Regions from separate parts of the Homo sapiens genome. Here region 1 is linked to region 2. A link is an interaction called in ENCODE POLR2A ChIA-PET data of the cell type or tissue named here. Cell type or tissue: OCI-LY7. All regions are shown on one strand. Each heading gives the region's core, and the rest is flanking DNA. Links, peaks and the distances in the headings are about the cores only.

Region 1 (8,000 bases), core at 1-8,000, 280 kb before region 2:
ATATATATATATATATATATATATATATATATATATATCACCCTTCCTTCCTTCCTTCTTTCTTTCTTTCAGAATTTTGTTCTTGTTGCCCAGGCTGCAGTGCAATGGCATGATCTCAGCTCACCGCAACCTCTGCCTCCTAGGTTCAAGCGATTCTCCTGCCTCAGCCTCCCGAGTAGCTGGGATTAGAGGCGCCTGCCAACATACCCAGCTAATTTTGTATTTTTAGTAGAGATGGGGTTTCTCCATGTTGGTCAGGCTAGTCTCGAACTCCTGACCTCAGGTGATCCACCTGCCTCGGCCTCTCAAAGTGCTGGGATTACAGGCATGAGCCACTACGTCTGGCCCACATTTTCTTTATCCATTCATCTGTTGGACACCTAGGTTGATTCCATGTCTTGGCTATTATGAATAGTGCTGCAATAAACATGGGGATGCAGACGTGTCTTTGATATACTGATTTCTTTTCCTTTGGATAAATGCCAAGTAGTAGGATTGCTGGATCATATGGTAGTTCTATTTGTAGTTTTTTTGAGGAACTTCCACACTGTTCTCCATAGTGGATATATTAGTTTACATTCCACCAACAGTGTATGAGTCCCTTTTTCTGGCTGGGCAAGGTGACTCACACCTGTAATCCCAGCACTTTGGGAGGCTGAGGTGGGAGGATCTCTTCAGCTTAGGAGTTCAATACCAGCCTGGAGAAGATAGTGAGACCTCATCTCTACTAAAAATCAAAACCATTAGCTGGGTGTGATGGCACTTGTCTGTAGTCCTAGCTACTTGGGAGGCTGAGTGGGAGGATTGCTTGAGCCTGGGAGATTGAGGCTGCAGTGAGCTATCATCATGCCACTGCAATGCCGCCTGGGCAACAGAAACCAAAAAAAAAAAAAAGAGTTTCTTTTTCTCCACATCCTCCCCAGCATTTGTTGTTTGCTGTCTTGATAATAGCCATCCTAACTGGGGTGAGATTATACCTCATAGTGGTTTTGATTTGCAGATTTGCATTTCCCTGATGATTGATGATGGTGAGCATTTTTTCATATATTTGTTGGTCATTTGTATGTCTTCTTTTTGAGAAGTGTCTATTCAGATTATTTGTCCATTTTTATACAATTTTGTTGTTGAGATGTTTGAGTTCCGTGTGTATTCCAGATATTAATTCCCTGTTATATGAATAGTTTGCAAATATTTTCTCCCATTCTCTGGGTTGTTTCTTCACTATGTTGATTGCTTCCTTTGTTGTGCAGAAGCCTTTTAGTTTGATATAATCCCATATGTTTATTTTTGTTTTTGTTGCCTGCATTTTTGAGGTCTTATTCATAAAATCTTTCCTAGACCAGTGTCCGGAACCATTTCCCCTATGTTTTCTTCTAGTAGTTTTATAGTTTCTGTCTTACATTTAGGTCTTTGATCCATTTTGATTTATATATAAACTCACGTACAAGGTTTTTATATAGGGGGAGATGTAGGGATCTAGTTTCATTCTTCTGTATATGGATATCCAGTTTTCCCAGGACCATTTATTAAAGAGACTATTCTTTCCCCAGTGAGTGTTCTTGACATCTTTGTCAAAAAACCAGTTGGCTGTAGATCCATGGATTAATTTCTGAGTCCTCTATGCTGTTTCATTTGTCTGGCTATCTGTTTTTATGACAATATCATGCTATTTTGGTTACTACAGCTTTGTAGTATATTTTGAAGACTGTTAGTGTGATGCCTCTAGCTTTGTTCTTTTTGTTCGGGATTGCTTTGGCCATTTGGGTTCCTTTGTGGTTCCATAAAAATTTTGAGATTTTTTTCCTATTTCTGTGAAGAAAATCATTGGTATTTTGATAGAGATTGCATTGAATCTGTAGATTGTTTTGAGTAGTATGGTCATTTTAATAATATTGATTCTTCTGATCCATGAAAAGTGAGATGTCTTTCCATTTGTTTGTACCCTCTTCAATTTCTTCCATCAGTGTTTTGTAGTTTTCCTTGTAGCAGTCTTTTACATCCATGCTTAAAATTATTCCTAGGTGTTTTTTTAATAGCTATTGTAAATGAGATTGCCTTCTTGATTTCTTTTTTAGCTCATTTGTTGTTTGTGTATAGAAACACTACTGATTTTTGTATGTTGGTTTTGTACTCTGCAACTTTACTGAATTCATTTACTAGTTTCTAATATATTTTTGTGGAATCTTTGGGGTTTTCTACATATAGAATTATGTCATCTGCAAATAGAAATAATTTTACCTCTTCCTTTCTGATTTTTGATGTCTTTTATTTCTTTTTCTTATCTAATTGCACTTGCTAGTTCTTCCAATCTATGTTGATTAGAAGTGGTAAGTTTGGGATCCTTGCATTGTACCAGATCTTAGTGGAAAAGTTTTTAGGTTTTTTCCATTGATGATAATGTGCGCTGCAGGCTTCTCATAAATAGCCTTTATTATGTTGTATTAGTCCATTTTTACCCTACTATAAAGAACTGAGTAATTTATAAAGTAATTACTGAGACTGAGTAATTTATAAAGAAGAGAGGTTTAATTGACTCACAGTTTCACATGGCTGGGGAGGCCTCAGGAAACTTAAAATTATGGTGGAAGGCAAAGGGGAAGCAAGGCACATCTTTTGAAGCAGCAGGAGGAGAGGGGAAGTGCCACACTATTAAACCATCAGCTCTCATGAGAACTTACTCCCTATGGTAAGAACAGCATGGGGAAACTGCCCCCATGATCCACCCACCTCCCACCAGGTACCTTCCCTGACACGTGGGGATTACAGTTTGACATGAGATTTGCGTAGGGACACAGTGCCAAACCATACCATATGTTTCAAATGTTGAGGAATTTTCCTCTTTTTTTTTTTTTTTTTAGATGGAGCCTCACTCTGTCACCAACCAAGCTGCGAATGCAGTGGCGCGATCTCGGCTCACTGCAATCTCCACCCCCCGAGTTCAAGTGATTCTCCTGCCTCAGCCTCCCAAGTAGCTGGGACTATGGGCACGCACCACCACGCCCAGCTAATTTTTTTTGTATTTTTAGTAGAGACAGGGTTTCACCATGTTCATCAGGATGGTCTCAATCTCTTGACCTCATGATCCGCCCACCTTGGCCTCTCAAAGTGTGGGAATTACAGGCGTGAGCCACCGCGCCCTGCCTATTTTTTTTTTTGAGATGGAGTTTTACTCTATCACCCAGGCTGAAGTGCAATGGTGCAATTATGGCTCACTGCAGCCCTGACCTTCTGGGACCAAGCGATTCTCCTGCCTCAATCTCCTGAGTAACTGGGACTACAGGTATGTGCTACCATGCCTGGCTAATTTAAAAATAATTATTGTCAAGATGGGGTCTTGCAGCATTGCCCAGGCTGGTCTCCAATTTCTGGCCTCAAGTGATCCTCCCACCTCAGCCTCCCAAAGTATTGAGATTGCAGGCATGAGCCATCATGCCCAGCCAGGAATTTTCATTTTATACCCAAACTGTTGAGACTGTTTATTAATAAAGGATGTTGAACTTTGTAAGATGCTTTTTCTGTGTCAGCTGAGATGATCATGTGTTTTTGTTTTTTTTTTTTTTCTTTTTTTGAGACAGAGTCTTGTTCTGTCGCCCAAGGCTGGAGTGAGTGCAGTAGCGTAATCTGGGCTCACTGTAACCTCCACCTCCCAGGTTTAAGCGATTCTTCTGCTTCAGCCTCCTGAGTAGCTGGGATTACAGGCACGCACCACCTCGCCCGGCTAATTTTTTTTTTGTATTTTTAGTAGAGATGGGGTTTCATCATGTTGGCCAGTCTGATCTCGAACTCCCGACCTCAGGTGATCTGTCCACCTCAGCCTCCCAAAGTGCTGGGATTACAGGCATGACCCACCACAACTGGCCCAAAGCTATGTTCGTAAGTGCATGAAGGCTATGACTGTTGCAACTTTTTAGTAAATAATAATTATTCTCCACATTAAATATTTCTCTTTGCTCACTTAAAGTTGTGAGTTCTGTTTACCTAAAGTTATTAGTTCTCTACTAGCTTGAATTTTGTCAGTACTTGCCTGACATATGGTTTTCTTTTTTTTAATTTTCAGTCTTTCTATATCATTTAGTGGTGATGTATACCTTTTTTTTTTTTTTTTTTTTTTAAGATGGAGTCTCGCTCTGTCGCCCAGGCTGGAGTGCAGTGGCATGATCTCGGCTCACTGCAACCTCTGCCTCCCGGGTTCAAGTGATTCTTCTGCCTCAGCCTCCTGAGTAGCTGGGACTACAGGTGCACACCACCACTCCCGGCTAATTTTTGTATTTTAGTAGAGATGGGGTTTCGCCATATTGGCCAGGCTGGTCTTGAACTCCTAACCTCATGATCTGCCTGCCTCGGCCTCCCAAAATGCTGGGATTACAGGCGTGAGACACCGCGCCCAACCTGTTGCTGCATTTTTTTTTGTTCTTTGGCTGTTTCAAAAATGTCTAACTTTTAATAGAATATTTTAAGCCCATTCAAGTTTGTTGCATTTGTACTTATTCCTGTTCTTTTACATTTTCTATTGAATATGTTTTCTTACAGTTTCTTTACATCCTTTTCAGCTTTTTGCTGATTATCTTGGGTATATCCTTCTTCTTTACCCTTTTATTAAAAATTATACTAGTTTTTATTATAAAAGTAATGCTGGGCTGGGCGCAGTGGCTCACACCTGTAATCTCAGCACTTTGGAAGACCGAGGTGGGTGGATCCCTTGAGCTCAGGAGGTCCAGACCAGCTAGGAAAACATGGCAAAATCCTGTCTTTACAAAATAAAAATAAAAATTAGCCAGGTGTGGTGGCATGTGCCTGTGGTCCCAGTTACTCTGGAGGCTGAGTTGGGAGAATCGCTTGAGCGATTCGAGGCTGCAGTGAGCTGTGATCAAGGAGTTTGAGGCTGCAATGAGCTGTGATTGCACTGCTGCACTCCAGCCTGGGTGACAGCAGAAAGCTGTCTCAAAACAAAACAAAACAAAAAAAGTAATGCTGTATAGAGGAATGTGAAGTATAAGGTAAAAGCCCTTGGCCCTGCCACCTAACTGCTTTCCAAGATATTGTCATTGTTTACTATTTTTATATCCTTCCAGCAATTTTCTCCGCAATTTTCTCTACCTATAAAAATATATTGGCTGTAGATCCATGGATTAATGTCCTCCTCCCTGACTATCCAAAATTTATAAACTGAAAGGAGGACCAGCTTTATCAAGAATCTTTTTGTCCTCTTTGATGGAATGTTCCTGTGGGGATTTTTCAGTTTATACTAATTTATACTGGGATGATTTCAGCTAATTCTGATTTCTTTAGAATGTTTTTAAATTTAAAGCTAAATTTAACTTTATACTTTCATATATATATATATATATTTTTTTAGATGGAGTCTCACTCTGTCACCCAGGCTGCAGTACAGTGGCACAATCTTGGCCTACTGCAACCTCTGCCTCCTGGATTCAAGCGATTCTCCTGCCTCAGCCTCCTGAGTAGCTGGGATATTTATTACAGGCACCGCCACCATGTCTGGCTAATTTTTGTATTTTTAGTAGAGACGGGGTTTCACCATGTCAGCCAGGCTGGTCTCGAACTCCTGACCTCAGCTGATCCGCCTTCCTCAGCCTCCCAAATCCTCAGCTGGGATTACAGGCATGAGCTGCTGTGCCCAGACTATTTTATATTTTTGATTCCAAATTTGTAGTTTGAATTAAGTTTAACTCTATATGTTTAAAATTTAATTTAATTGACATTCAGCTTTAGAAGTCAAACTTAGAAGATCTGATATTTTACCAATGCTTTTGAATTTAAATTTTAAAAATTTAATTGATAGAAATACAAAATTAAAGTTGATAAATTATTTGAGGAATTTATGAGAGAATATAAAAATTGCTAACATTTGAAAAAGTATAAAATGACATTCAAAATATCAGATTCTATCACATATGAAAATCTGCAGCAATAATTCTATCACAGATGAAATACTGAAATCTTGGGGTCTAATAAGAACTATCAGGAAATGTATTTTTGTTAACAGTTTCAATATGAAAGTTAACAAAACACTCAAAGAAATAAACTAGGAAGCAACAGAAGCTAGTTTATAGTTTTCTGGAGCTATAACAAGTATTGTTTAAAACTTACAACGACCCTGTTAGGTGGACAGAGTAGACAATATCTCCTATTCTACAAATGAAAAAAGTGAAGTTAACTTAAGATTGAAAAACATAAAATCTCAAATACATAAAATCATACTCAATTATATATTACAGAGAAAAGAAATGGAAATGAGAAATAGAGTAGGAAAAGGAAAAAAGAATAATTTAAAAAAACAAAAAATAAAAAGAACAACAAGAACAAAGTGAATAAGTAAAATTTAAAAGAACTGAAATGGAAGAGATGGGGGTCATAGGTCAATGCTGGTGAGATTCATGAGAAGCAGTGATATAATTCTTCTTACAAAGAAATATCTCAAGATTCATTAATGGGATAATATTCCCCATTTTCCCCAGAATAACCACCAGTTTTAAAAGTTAACTAGATTTTGGAAGGCATTTTTGCATCCTTATCTTTTTATAATTTTCACTGGAATAAATCACTAACTTTTTATCCTGTTAAATGGGGACCATCATATCTTATTTCATAGGGTTAAAGGGTTACCTTCATGGAAAAGCATTGCAGTCCTATGACCTTTCTGGATATTGCTGCAAACAATTTTTCAAAAACATTTTGCACATTGCCACTACAGCATAAAAATAGAAGCATTTCTAAATTAAGGTTCAAATCTAACCTACAGGTCAAATTTTCCAGGTTGCTCTATTCTATTATTTAATTTTAAATTTTTTAAATTCCAGTTTTAACAAAAAATTACAAGACAAGCAAAGATGCAGGAAAGTGTAGCCCATACAAGGAAAAGATATAATAAAAACCACCTGAGGAAATCTTGATCTCCTAGATATGGACTTTACGTGAGATATTTTCAGTATGATCAAATAACTAAAAGAAACCACATCTAAAGAACTAAAGAGAAGTGTAAGAGCTACGTCTTACCATACAAAGAATAAGACGAAAATTATAAATAAGAACCAAATAGAAATTCTGTATTTGAAAACTACAATAACTGAAATAAAAAATTCAATAGGGACACTCAACAGCAGATTTGAGCAGGGAGAAAAAAAGAATCAATGAACTTGAAGATAGATCAATTGAGATTATCCAGTCTGAGGAGCAGAAAGAAAAAAGGATTAAGAAAAATGAACAGACCTGTAGACCATCTGGTATGCCATAGAAAACACAAACATATACATAAAGACAGACCTTTGGTATACCATCGAGCATACCAACATATGCATGAAGAGAGTTCCAGAAGGAGACGAGAGAGAGAGGAAAGGACAGAAAAAAATATTTGAAGAACTAATGGTCAAAATTTTCAAATGTGATGAGACACATTAATCCACACATTCAAGAAAACTCAATGAACTCCAAGTATGATAAACTCAAAGAGAACCACACCTGACTACATCATAATAAAACTGTCAAGTGTCAAAGATGAAGAGATAATCTTGAAAATAACAAGAGAAAAGCAACACATGATAGTACAAAGGATCCTCAGTAAAATTAACAGCTGATTTCTCATCAGAAAGCACAGAGGCTACTAAGTAGAAAGATGATATATTCAAAGTGCTGAAAGAAAAAGACTGTCAACCAAAAATTCTGTAAATACCATCACTTTGGTGATTAAGATTCAACATAAGAATTTCAAGAGGACACAAACATTCAGACCGTAGCACTAATGATCACAGAACCCAAGGGAAGCAGCTTGATGTTATCTAGTTGTCTTAAAATTTTCTCATGTTCTTGACATTCTTTGTTTACTCTGCCAATACCTTGCCTTGTGTTATTAGAGGAGATTCCTTGTGAAGTGTTAAGAGATTTGTCTTTGAAGTCAGATATGAGTTTACTCCTGACTTAGCTACTCCAAAGCTGGCTTCATGAGCATGCAACCTATGCAGTCACCCCAAACCCCACACGCA
Region 2 (11,940 bases), core at 1,515-9,514:
CTGAAGCTTAAAAGTTAGTTGGACATGCCCATAATCACATAGGAAGTGGCTGAATCAGTAAAACATCTGGCCAACCTCCAAAGTATTTTCATTTATCACATTCTGCCTCTGTGTCCAACTGTCCTTGACTGTTCGTGGTAATGGGAAACTCACTACTCTGGAGGTAGCTATTCCATTGTTGGAAAGCGCTGAGATTTAAAAGCTCCTCATGTTGAATTGAAATCCCATTTCCTGAGGTTTGTGCAACCAGTGTATGATATTTCTAGAGGCTGCCTAAAAGAGTCCAGTTTAGACCTGTTACCTTAGAAGGCCCCCTCCAAAGTTAGTTGATCTGTTCAGAAAAGTAAAAATTGGTGTTTTTTAAATAGTGCATTCTGCAGTTAGTGAGACTTGCTTTTTTAGGGAAAAAAATGCCTTTTTCAGAATAATCAGAGGTGAACTGCTCAATCTTACAAGGGATTGAGTGGTTTAAAAGGCAATCTAAGAGTTGGGAAAATTTTTTTTATTAAGAGTTAGGAGAATATATAAATCTGAGACATGGCTGAATTTTTTTAGATGTGCTCTCTGAAAAAGCTTCTTCCGTAATCTTTAGCGGTGTCATGGGCACATTAATTTGGCATTTTTTTTTTAAATTTAAGTTCTAGGGTACATGTGCACAACGTGCAGGTTTGTTACATAGGTATACATGTGAATTTGGCATATTATAGTATGTCTCTTAGATATTTGTGAATGATGGGAACCTGATAATATTTTAATGAGTATTCTAAATTTGCCTTGTAGCCGTTTGAATAACAGTTCAGCTCACTTAAATACAAGCATTTCTACAATAGATGTGTGTCAGCATGTGTATGTATGTGTGTATATATGTATGTGTAGATGTGATGGAGGAAGCTTGCCACACCACACTTTTCACTGTTAAAAATGTTTCAGGAGCAGGTGTGTGGTTTTTTTTCTTTTTTTTCTTTTTTGAGATGGAGTCTTGCTCTCTCGCCCCGGCTGGAGTGCAGTGGCGTGATCTCGGCTCACTGCAAGCTCCGCCTCCTGGGTTCACGCCATTCTCCTGCCTCAGCCTCCCGACTAGCTGGGACTACAGGCACCCACCACCATGCCAGGGGAATTTTTTGTATTTTTAGTAGAGATGGGGTTTCACTGTGTTAGCCAGGATGATCTCGATCTCCTGACCTCGTGATCCGGCCGAGCCCACCTCAGTCTCACAAAGTGCTGTGATTACAGGCGTGAGCCACTGTGCCCAGCCTGGTGTGTGTTTTTAATTGACCAGTATTAATTAACTAGCTATTGTGACAATATGCAGATGCCCACAGAAGATAATTGCTTTGTCTTGTTGCAAATTATTATTTTTTAGAAGTAGAGATTTTGAAGAAATGTTGTATAGATAAGAGGGTTGTTAGGATTTAGAGGAAGGAGGGGGCTTGTTATTGCGTGATAAGTCGATAAAACTTTTAGCCATCTGATTATTTTTTGTCAGCTAGGTAAATTTTTAATACAGATTAATAAATCTTCTCTAGCCCAAACTTTGGCTTGAAACGTATTATCTTGAAGTCTAGTCACAGTTCCAGAAATCAAAACTGTTAGCAGATGATGTGATTGCAAGGTTTGGTTGCTTCTACTAATAAATCAGATTGCTTATTTGTCTAAGAATGTTATTGCCAAATTTGATATTGGACACTTACAATTTTACTCACCTTACATTATCAAAGTTGAAAGATGAGATCTTGCTTTTTGTGTAGACCTGATCTAGGTGATATGTCTGGAAAGAAATTAACTTTCCTTTTTCACATTAATTTGGACATATGTTTTTAAAATTAATATGACAGTCTTGTGAGAAACTGAGTATTCAGAAGGAAAGTTTTTATTAAACCATGGAAATATTTAAATATATGGAAATAAAGAGAATAATAAATCCCTATGTACACATCACCCAGCATTAACATCTATCAACACATAGTCTTGAGAAAGATAGTTTTTACTGGTTATATTTTTTGTAATCTTTCATTAGTCTAATCCTCATTAAGAGTGAATTAACACCTGTTGACACTAATACAGGATACTTTAAAAAAAATTATTTGTTACAGTTAGCTCAGGAGCAATTTGTCATTCTCCTAAAGGAGAAAATGGTCTAACGGGTAGACACACTACCTCCAGATCTTACCACTTGGTCGTGGTTCTCCTGGTTGTCACTTATTTTAGAGAGAGAGCTTGGTACCTGATCTTGAGAGCACTGGCGTCCAGTCTGTTCTGTGGCTATTTAGTAGCCCTGTGAATATAGGCAAATCACATACCTTCTCTAACCTGTAGTTTCCTCATTTGCAAAGTGAAGATGATAATGTCTATTTTCTGGTGTTTTATAAACATCAGGATTATTAATTTGCTTTATTTGTGCAGGCCTCCAGGACCCCTCATGGCTCTCGGGGGCACGTGGTTAAGAGTTGTCACTAGCTCATATGAGGTTTAGAAAAACAGACTAAAGCCACATAAGTTCTTTTATAATTCATGTTCTAAACAGGCAGTGCCATAAAGAAGTTGGAAGAACCAGAATTCCTGAGGCAGATAACTTACCACACCTGCTTTTCTTCCCTAAACCTTTTCATCTGAACATCTGTTGCAAAACCAAGTAGTCAGTTCTATGATTTTGGTGACAGGTTGTGCCTGCCATGACAATCAGTGTCTCAGGTTACTGCTCAGGAGACTGTTTCTGATTGTCACATCCTGGTGCTTGCTTTTGTGATTTTAGTACCCAAATAGAATGTATTAAGGAATTCATTAAGGAAATTGTTTTATAATGGTTTTGATGGGGGAAGGGTGTATTGTAAAATATACTGTTTTATAATGAATTGTTGGTAAATCTATTACTATGAAGATGCATGTAGCACGTGCTAGACTTCAAGAGGAATAAGTCACACACGCCAGTCTGTTTCACTGACATGTTTTGGATTCATGATTTGTTAAAGTATGTTTTCTCAAATGTGTTTTCTTTTGTGTGCATGGAAAGTGTTCAGATAAATATGGTGTATTAACTGTAAAGTTGTAATGTAACTACGCATAAAGTTGTAATGGCAGATTTTTTACACTAATTTTTAATACTTCATTTGTTAGCAGTCTTGCTTGAACAGTCTTTTTGAGCAGAACTAATACAATATTTTGATGTGCCACAGGTAAATTTTTCCATAACCTTATGGAGAGAAAGGACTTTGAGACATGGCTTGATAACATTTCTGTTACATTTCTTTCTCTGACGGACTTGCAGAAAAATGAAACTCTGGATCACCTGATTAGTCTGAGTGGGGCAGTCCAGCTCAGGCATCTCTCCAATAACCTAGAGACTCTCCTCAAGCGGGACTTCCTCAAACTCCTTCCCCTGGAGCTCAGTTTTTATTTGTTAAAATGGCTCGATCCTCAGACTTTACTCACATGCTGCCTCGTCTCTAAACAGTGGAATAAGGTGATAAGTGCCTGTACAGAGGTGTGGCAGACTGCATGTAAAAATTTGGGCTGGCAGATAGATGATTCTGTTCAGGACGCTTTGCACTGGAAGAAGGTTTATTTGAAGGCTATTTTGAGAATGAAGCAACTGGAGGACCATGAAGCCTTTGAAACCTCGTCATTAATTGGACACAGTGCCAGAGTGTATGCACTTTACTACAAAGATGGACTTCTCTGTACAGGTAAGAGATGTTGAAACTGCTTTTTGGGTTTTGTTTTGTATTTCATAGGGTGTAATCTTGAACCAGTCTTGAGCTTTGAGAATGACAAGTGTTGATTATATGAGATATGTACAGTGACTTTTTTTCTCTAATCCTGAGTGGTTCCCCCCCCTTATCCTCTTCCTTCTCTCTAGAGAACACAATCATTTTTATAAAATTTTATGAGAAAAACACTTCAGACTGTCTTTTAAACATTATGTGAATTACAAAGCTATAGATTACTTTTTCTTTGTGTTTCCTCCATGTGTAGTCCTCTGTTGCTAAATTCTGTTTCTTTTTCTGTTGGCACTGATATTTGAGGAAAAAAACAGTGGAAAAATTGGTATCTAATCCTAGCAAGTAGTTAGATCATTATGGCCAAATTACTTAACCTCTCTGTATCTTTAAAATATGGGAAAGGAGGTCGGGCGCAGTGGCTCATGCCTGTAATTCTAGCACTTTGGGAAGCCGAGGCGGGTGGATTGCCTGAGCTCAGGAGTTCGAGACCAGACTGGTCAACATGGTGAAATCCCGTCTCTACTGAAATACGAAAAAGTAGCCGGGCGTGGCGGCATGCGCCTATAATCCCAGCTACTCGGGAGGCTGAAACAGGAGAATCGCTTGAACCCGGGAGGCGGAGGTTCCAGTGAGCTGAGATGGTGCCACTGCACTCCAGCCTGGGTGACAGAGTGAGACTCCATCTCAAAATAAATATATATGTATATATGAAAGGAGATATTTCTTCCTTGCTCTGAAATCCTGTGATTCTAAGTAGAAGAAGTAGAAGTTGGAGTTTGGGCCTGGGAACAGAGAGAGCTGGATATTTTTTAACTAGGCAATTAAGTAATTTTATGAAACAATATAATTATTAAAAATTTAAAATTATATGTTATTTTCCATTTGTAATGGACGTGTGTTTCTGTATATGATTATAACTAATGCCCATGTGTTAGATAATACATTTTGACAGGCAATGTAAATAATTCTTAGGCAGCATTTAGAATAACTCCAGGCAGTTCTTGCTAATAATCCCAATGCCTGTTTCCTTACATTGTATATAATATATAGAAATACTTGGTGTTCTTTTTCATCCAAGATAACTTCCAATAAACATTTGTGTATTACGGTATAAACTGTTCCTTTTTGTAAATATATCAATAGTCATTATTTAGCCATTTCCATATTAATGCATATATTAGTCCATTCTCAGACTGCTAAAAAAACTGCCTAAGACCGGGTAATTTATGAAGAAAAGAGGTTTAATTGACTCCTAGTTCCACATGGCTGGGGAGGCCTCAGGAAACTTACAATCATGTCAGAAGGCAATATGATCATGGCGGAAGGCGAAGGGGAAGCAAGCACCTTGTTCACAAGGCAGCAGGAGAGAGAGAGTGTGAGTGAAGCAGGAAGAGGCCCTTATAAAACCATCAGGTCTGGAGAGAACTCACTCACTATCATGAGAACAGCATGGGGGGCCACCCCCATGATCCAGTCACCTCCCACCAAGTCTGTCCCTCAATACCTGGGGATTACAGTTCAGGATGAGGTTTGGGTGAGGACACAAAGCTTAACCATATCAATGCATATTCAGATTGTTTCTGTTTTTATTAGTGTCTTTGTATTACCTCTTTTTCCCTTGAATTCATTTGGGATAGAAGTCTAAAAGTAGAATCACCAGATACAGAAGTATGAATTATTTTATAGCTCTTTTTTTTTTTTTTTTTTTTTTTTTGAGATGGAGTCTCACTCTGTCACCCAGGTTGGAGTGCAGTGGTGCAATCTCGGCTCACTGCAACCTCTGCCTCCAGGGTTCGAGTCTCCTGCCTCAGCCTCCCGAGTAGCTGGGATTACAGGTGTGCGCCACCACACCCGGCTAATTTTTTTTGTATTTTTAGTAGAGGCGGAGTTTCACCTTGTTGCCCAGGCTGGTCTCAAACTCCTGACCTCAGGTGATCCACCCTCCAAAGTGTTGGGATTACAGGCGTGAGCCACCGTGCCCGGCCCAATTTTATAGCTCTTCTTAGTGCCCTTTCCAGATAGATTGAATTGATGCCATACCAATATAGTGTTAAGTAACTTGCTTCTCCCTCAGGAGTCTCACCAGACTCAATTTAAATATTTTTAATGTTGAGATGTATCATTTCTCAAGACCGTTTTACAATGCATTTCTTTATTCATTAAGGGTATGTATTATGTGGTGATATTTTCTCTGAAATGCTAGACACTCTGCTGGTTTTGGAAAATAAACATTTGATTTAAAGCATTTCATGGTTTGGTTTGTCATCCTGAAGTTATTTCACACTTTATTTTCCTTGTGTTACAAGCCTGATTACTAGAACAACATCACCAGTTCTTCTAGGCTTTGATGTACTTTCTCTGTTGTGGTGATGGCTTTTCCATGTCTCTTTTGCCTCATGATTTTAAAAGATTAAGATGCAGTTGACCAAATGAGGGGGCTCATGCCTGTAGTCCCAACACTTTGGGAGGCCAAGGCAGGCAGATTATGTGAGCCCAGGAGTTTTGAGACCAGCCTGGGCAACATAGCAAAATCCCATCTCTACAAAAAAATAAAAAAACAGCTGGGTGTGCTGGCTCACACCTGTGGTCCCAACTACTTGGGAGACTGAGGTGAGAGGATCGCTTGAGCCCAGGAGGTGGAGGTTGCAGTGAGCTAAGATTGTGCCACTGCACTCCAGCCTGGGCAACACAGCAAAACCCTGTCTCAAAAAAAAAAAAAATATTAAGATGCAGTATCATCTTGGAGCTTGGAGCTCCTACTGGCAGTTGACCATTTTTTCACAACCACCTGTAGCATTTTTTTTTTTTTTTTTGAAACAGGAGCTCCTCTGTCACCCGGGCTAGAGTGCAGTGGCGCAGTCTCGGCTCACTGCAACCTCCTCCTCCTGGGTTCAAGCGATTCTCTCGCCTCAGCTTCCTCAGTAGCTGGCATTACAGGCACGCGCCACCACAGCCCGGCTAATTTTTGTATTTTTAGTAGAGAAGGGGTTTCACCATGTTGGTCAGGCTGGTCTCAAACTCCTGATCTCAGATGATCTGCCTGCCTCGGCCTCCCAAAGTGCTGGGATTACAGGTGTGAGGCACTGCACCCAGCCGCATTTTTTTTTTTTCTTTTTTGGAGACAACCTCTCACTGGGTAGCTCCATCCTGGAGTGCAATGATGTGATCTTGGCTTTCTTCAACCTCCACCTCCTGGGCTCAGGTGATCCTCCCATGTCAGCCTCCCGGGTTTAGCTGGGACTACAAGCGAGCAACCCTATGCCTGGATCCTTTTTGTATTTTTTGTAGAGACAGGATTTCACCATGTTGCCCAGGCTGGTCTCGAACTCCTGGGCTCAAGCACTCCGCCCGTCTCAGCCTCCCAAAATGCTAGGATTACTGGTGTGAGCCACTATGCCTAGGTCCTCTTGCTTTAAAAAGTTTTTTTCTTCTCTCATCAAACCTTATTTTTGAAATGTAGTAAAAACTGCAGTTACTTGGAGTGGAAGTAAATGGGAAATATTCACTGAATTCTCTAACTACCTGGAAAGTTAATATCTACAATTCTACATTTTAAGATTATTCTCTTGGTGGGTCTGTATGTTAATGTGATTTTTATTCTGATTAAATTCATCAGGTTTGCATATTTAAAATTACGCTGTGCAGTGGTTGAAAATGATCCAAAGTATTAGTTTAATTTTTCTAACAGCAGCATCCCTGGAACTGTGAAGAGAGGTATTTGTGACAGAATTGTACATGTGTTTGTGTCATCTTGTTACTTAAGAGATTGAATTCTCATTGTGGTGGAATTGGGAAACCCTGAATTTGGCAATAAACTTAGTGACTCTCACATTAGTGCCTTGAGTAAGCAATAGACAGTTTTATTGAAGAGATTAATGGCTAATGACATTGAGGTAGTTATCTTTCTCTTTCGCAATTTATTTCTGAAATGGTAAGAAAGGAATCTATTATGCTTTGTGCTGTTCAGTAGATATTTACTTATGGGATGCCTACTGTTTGAAAAACAATGTGAGGGCATACACGGATGAATTAGAGCAGTTTTTTCTTGTGGAACATACACACTGGGACCAGGAAGATGACCTGACTGAGGTAAAAGTCTCTGTGTGGACTATAGCAAATCAAGAACACTTGCCTTTCTAAAGAGTGCAGCTGGTGCTCCATTGTAATAAATTATTGCCATGTGGGTGGGATTCAGGGTCAGAGTTGTTAGATCTGACTTCAAGAGAAGCCTGAAATCTAGAGTTCTGTGCAATAGTCTGATTTTTTTTAAAGTATTATTAAGATTTTTAAGATACTGAATGGGGAGGGATTTTTTTCTTTCGTGCAGTGTGAGAGTCCACATTTCTTTAGTCCTCTTTCACCTCTATGCTGCATCACTGGTGACCTCTTTGAAAACATGTTGGGTTAGCCAGTGCAGCAAATGGGAGTCCAGAGGGGAGGCTGACATAAAGCCAGAAAGGAGCAGAGAACAGTGATTCCTAAAGGATTCTCAGGAGTAGACTTGCATCACTATAAATGGAACTCGACTCAACCTGATTATTATTATTTTTTTTTAGGGTGTAAAACTGGCACAATGTTTTCCTATAAAAACTAGTTTAAATAATTAGTTTGGATAACCTTTTTTTTTGCAAATTGTGCGAAAACATACATAACATAAAATTTACCATTTTAATCATTTTAAAGCATACAGTTGAGTGCCATTAAGTACATTACGTTGTTGTGCAGTCATCACCACTATCCATTTCCAGAACTTTACATCTTCCCAAACTAAAATGGTATCAGTTAAACACTATACAGTGTTAACTGTATAAACAGTATATAATACACTATATAGTTAAACTGTATCCAATTTTTTTGTTTGTTTTTGGGGGGGTTTTCTTTTGAGATAAGGTCTCACTCTGTAGCCCAGGTTGGAGTGGTTGGAGTACAGTGACATGATCTTGGCTCACTGTAACTTCTACCTCCTGGACTCAAGCGATTCTTCCACTTTGGCCTCCCAAGTAGCTGGGACTACGTGTGTGTGCCACCATGCCCAGCTAATTTTTGTATTTTTTATGGAGATGGGGTCTCACCATGTTTCCCAGGATGATCTCTAACTCCTGGGCTTAAGCACTCTTCTTGCCTCAGCTTCCTGAAGTGTTGGGATTACAGGCATGAGCCACCATGTCCAGCCTAAACCCTGTCAGTTAAACATTGCCCATGCCCCTTCCCCCACAGCCTGTGGCAAAACAACCATTCTGCTTGCTTGCTTGTTTTATTTTTTTTTTTGAGACAGAGTCTCAATTTGGTGCCCAGGCTGGAGTGCAGTGGCTCAATTTTGGCTCACTGCAACCTCACCTCCCAGGTTCAAGCGATTATCCTGCCTCAGCCTCCCGAGTAGCTGGGATTACAGGCATGCGCCACCGTGTCTGGCTAATTTTTGTATTTTTAGTACAGACGGGGTTTCAACGTGTTGGCCAGGCTGGTCTCAAACTCCTGACCTCAGGTGAACCAGCCTCGGCCTCCCAAAGTTCTGGGATTACAGGCATGAGCCACCATGCCTGGCCCACCATTCTACTTTCTATGAATTTGACTACTCTAGGAACCTAATATAAGTGGAATCATACAGTATTTGTTCTTTTGTGGCTGGCTTAGTTCACTTAGCATGATGTCTTCAAGGTTCTTCCATATCATAACATCTCAGAATTTTATTCTTTTTTTTTTTTTTTTGAGACGGAGTTTTGCACTTGTTGCCCAGGCTGGAGTGCAGTGGCGCCATCTTGGCTCACCGCAACCTCCGCCTCCCGGGTTCAAGCAATTCTTCTGTCTTAGCCTCCCAAGTAGCTGGGATTACAGGCGTGCGCCACCACGCCTGGCTAATTTTTGTATTTTTATTAGAGATGGGATTTCTCCACGTTGGTAAGGCAGGTCTCAAACTCCTGACCTCAGGTGATCCTCCCGCCTCGGCCTCCCAAAGTGTTGGGATTACAGGTGTGAGCCACCACACCCGGCCAATTTTATTCCTTTTTAAGGCTGAATAACTCCATTCCATGTATGTATATATGTGTGTGTGTGTATGTGTGTGTGTGTGTGTGTGTGTGTGTGTGTGTGTGTGTGTATGTATATAAAATATATTCCATGTATGTGTCACATTTTGTTTGTCCTCTCCCCTGGTTTTTAACTGCCTTCTTGCCTCTAGTTTTCCCCCCTTCAAACCTTTTTCCATGATATAGCCATAGTGATCTTTCTGATATGCAAATAAGGTCATAGTTAAACAACCTCCTAACCCAGTTCTGCAGCCAAACCTTGCCACTATTTCGCAGTCAGACTGAACTGTTTTCATAATCAGTGTTCATGTTTTAGGCAGTGCTTTTGACAAGCATTGTAAATAACTCCTAGACGGTTTTTTGAATGATTCCAAATAGTTCTTTATGACTTGATCCCAGTTCCTTTTCAATAATTTTTGTGTTGCATATAGAGATATTTAATAGTTGCTTTAATAGGTATATACCAGGGATTGGCAAACTGTGGACTGTGGGCCAAATCCAGCAGAAGAGAGTAATTGCAACTCAATAGGTCAACGTCTAAAATACTTACTATCAGGCCCTTTACAGAAAAAGTTTTGGTATATACTATTCCTTTTGTTTTGTTTTGGCCTGGCTAACTTATTCATCCTTAGGTTTAAATTAGTTAAAACTTAAAGGTTTTTTTTTTTTTGCCATGATATTCTTTCTTGAAACAGTCCTATACCAAAGCCCAGCTTAAAAACAAAAGAGGAGTGTAGTTGAAGAACCAATCATGCCAGTTCCTAAGGCACGTGTTATAGAGCATGGTCATAAATTCAGTGGAGCCTCGTCTGAGATGTTTTCTCTTCTTGTCCTCTCCTTGTATTTGCTATGGGCTTTTGTAGTGCCTGCCAGCTACTATACTGAATTATTATTGCTTGTTTAGCCTTTTTGTCTTCCCAAGTAGACTGAGTGCCATGAGAACAAGAATCCTGCCTGACACAGAAGTTCTATAAATATATGTTGAATGAATGAATGAGACCCCAGTTGAACACTGGTAACCAAAACCAAGCTCATAAAGGACCTAAAATGATTTCCTTTCCTACTCTAGCTCCTTAGGAATACAGTCACAACATGCCTGAACTGAAGGCCTTAAAGACTATCTAGGCTTACGCTCTCCGGTACAGTAGCCACTAGCGCCATGTGGTTTTTGAGTACTTGAGCTGTGGCTAGTCCAAATGGAGGTGTGAAATACTGGGTTTCAAAGACATACAATGTAAAAGAATATAAAATATCTCAATATTTGTATTGATTACATGTTCAAATGACATTTTTGACATACTGAGTTAAACACATTTAATTATTTTAACACATTTTCTTTTTTTTTTTTTTTTGAAACAGAGTCTTCCTCTGTTGCCCAGGCTGGAGTGCAGTGGTGTGATCTTGGCTCACTACAACCTCCTCCCGGGTTCAAGTGATTCTCCTGCCTCAGCCTCCTGAGTAGCTGGGACTACAGGCGTACGCCATCATGCCTGGCTAATTTTTGTATTTTTTTTAGTGGAGACAGGGTTTCACCATGTTGGCTAACATTTCTTTTTTTTTTTTTTTTCTTTGAGGTGGAGGCCCTCTGTAGTCCAAGCTGGAATGCAGTGGCGTGATCTCAGCTCATTGCAACCTCTGCCTCCCCAGCTCAAGCGATTCTCATGCCTCAGCCTTCCGAGTAGCTGGGAATATAGGCGCGCCATCATGCCCGGCTGATTTTTTTTATTTTAGTAGAGACAGGGTTTCGCGATGGTCTTGAACTCCTGAGCTCAGGCAATATGCCTGCCTTGGCCTCCTAAAGTGCTGAGATTACAGGCATGAGCCACTGCGCCCGGCCCAACATTTCTTTTTTAATGTAACTATTAGGACATTTTAAATTATATCTGCAGTTTGCATTATATTTTCTGTTGGATAGCACCGTTCTAGACCATTGGCTCTCAAAATATTGCTGATGAGTTAGAATCACCTGGCAAACTTTTAAGATTATTGGACCCTGCCTCAGATGTTCCCCAAGTTAAACTCTCTGAAAATAGGGACCTGCCTGTGTGTTTTGATAAAGTTGTATCACATGGCCATTGAGAACCAACCAAGTCCTACCCCTCTTTTTATACAGAAGGAAACAGTCTAAATAGCAAAGTGACAATAAATACAGTCTTTATTTCAGTATGCTATCATAGTTTTCCCAGGTTAAAATT

What was found. Peaks named below come from ENCODE experiments on the same cell type or tissue, not always from the same donor. Only the 100,000 strongest peaks of a DNase experiment are listed, where the experiment ranks them.
Region 1: POLR2A ChIA-PET joins it to region 2 with 10 read pairs; 6 of 35 experiments call an interaction of 5 or more read pairs at or near these places.

Annotation. Positions count from the first base shown.
Region 1 is chr9:121,062,423-121,070,422 of GRCh38, reverse strand. It overlaps a transcript of C5 not described here. Among named protein-coding and RNA genes, the nearest start is that of CNTRL, 8.5 kb to the left of the region's middle. In OCI-LY7, for the core only: no CTCF peak of the experiment used is centred there; a DNase peak (open chromatin) is centred at 4,862; H3K27ac peaks cover 2,954 bases.
Region 2 is chr9:120,779,512-120,791,451 of GRCh38, reverse strand. FBXW2 (F-box and WD repeat domain containing 2) reads left to right here. Exons shown (of 8, transcript NM_012164.4): 3 at 3,174-3,683. The coding sequence starts at 3,194. Among named protein-coding and RNA genes, the nearest start is that of FBXW2, 7.9 kb to the left of the region's middle. In OCI-LY7, for the core only: no CTCF peak of the experiment used is centred there; no DNase peak of the experiment used is centred there.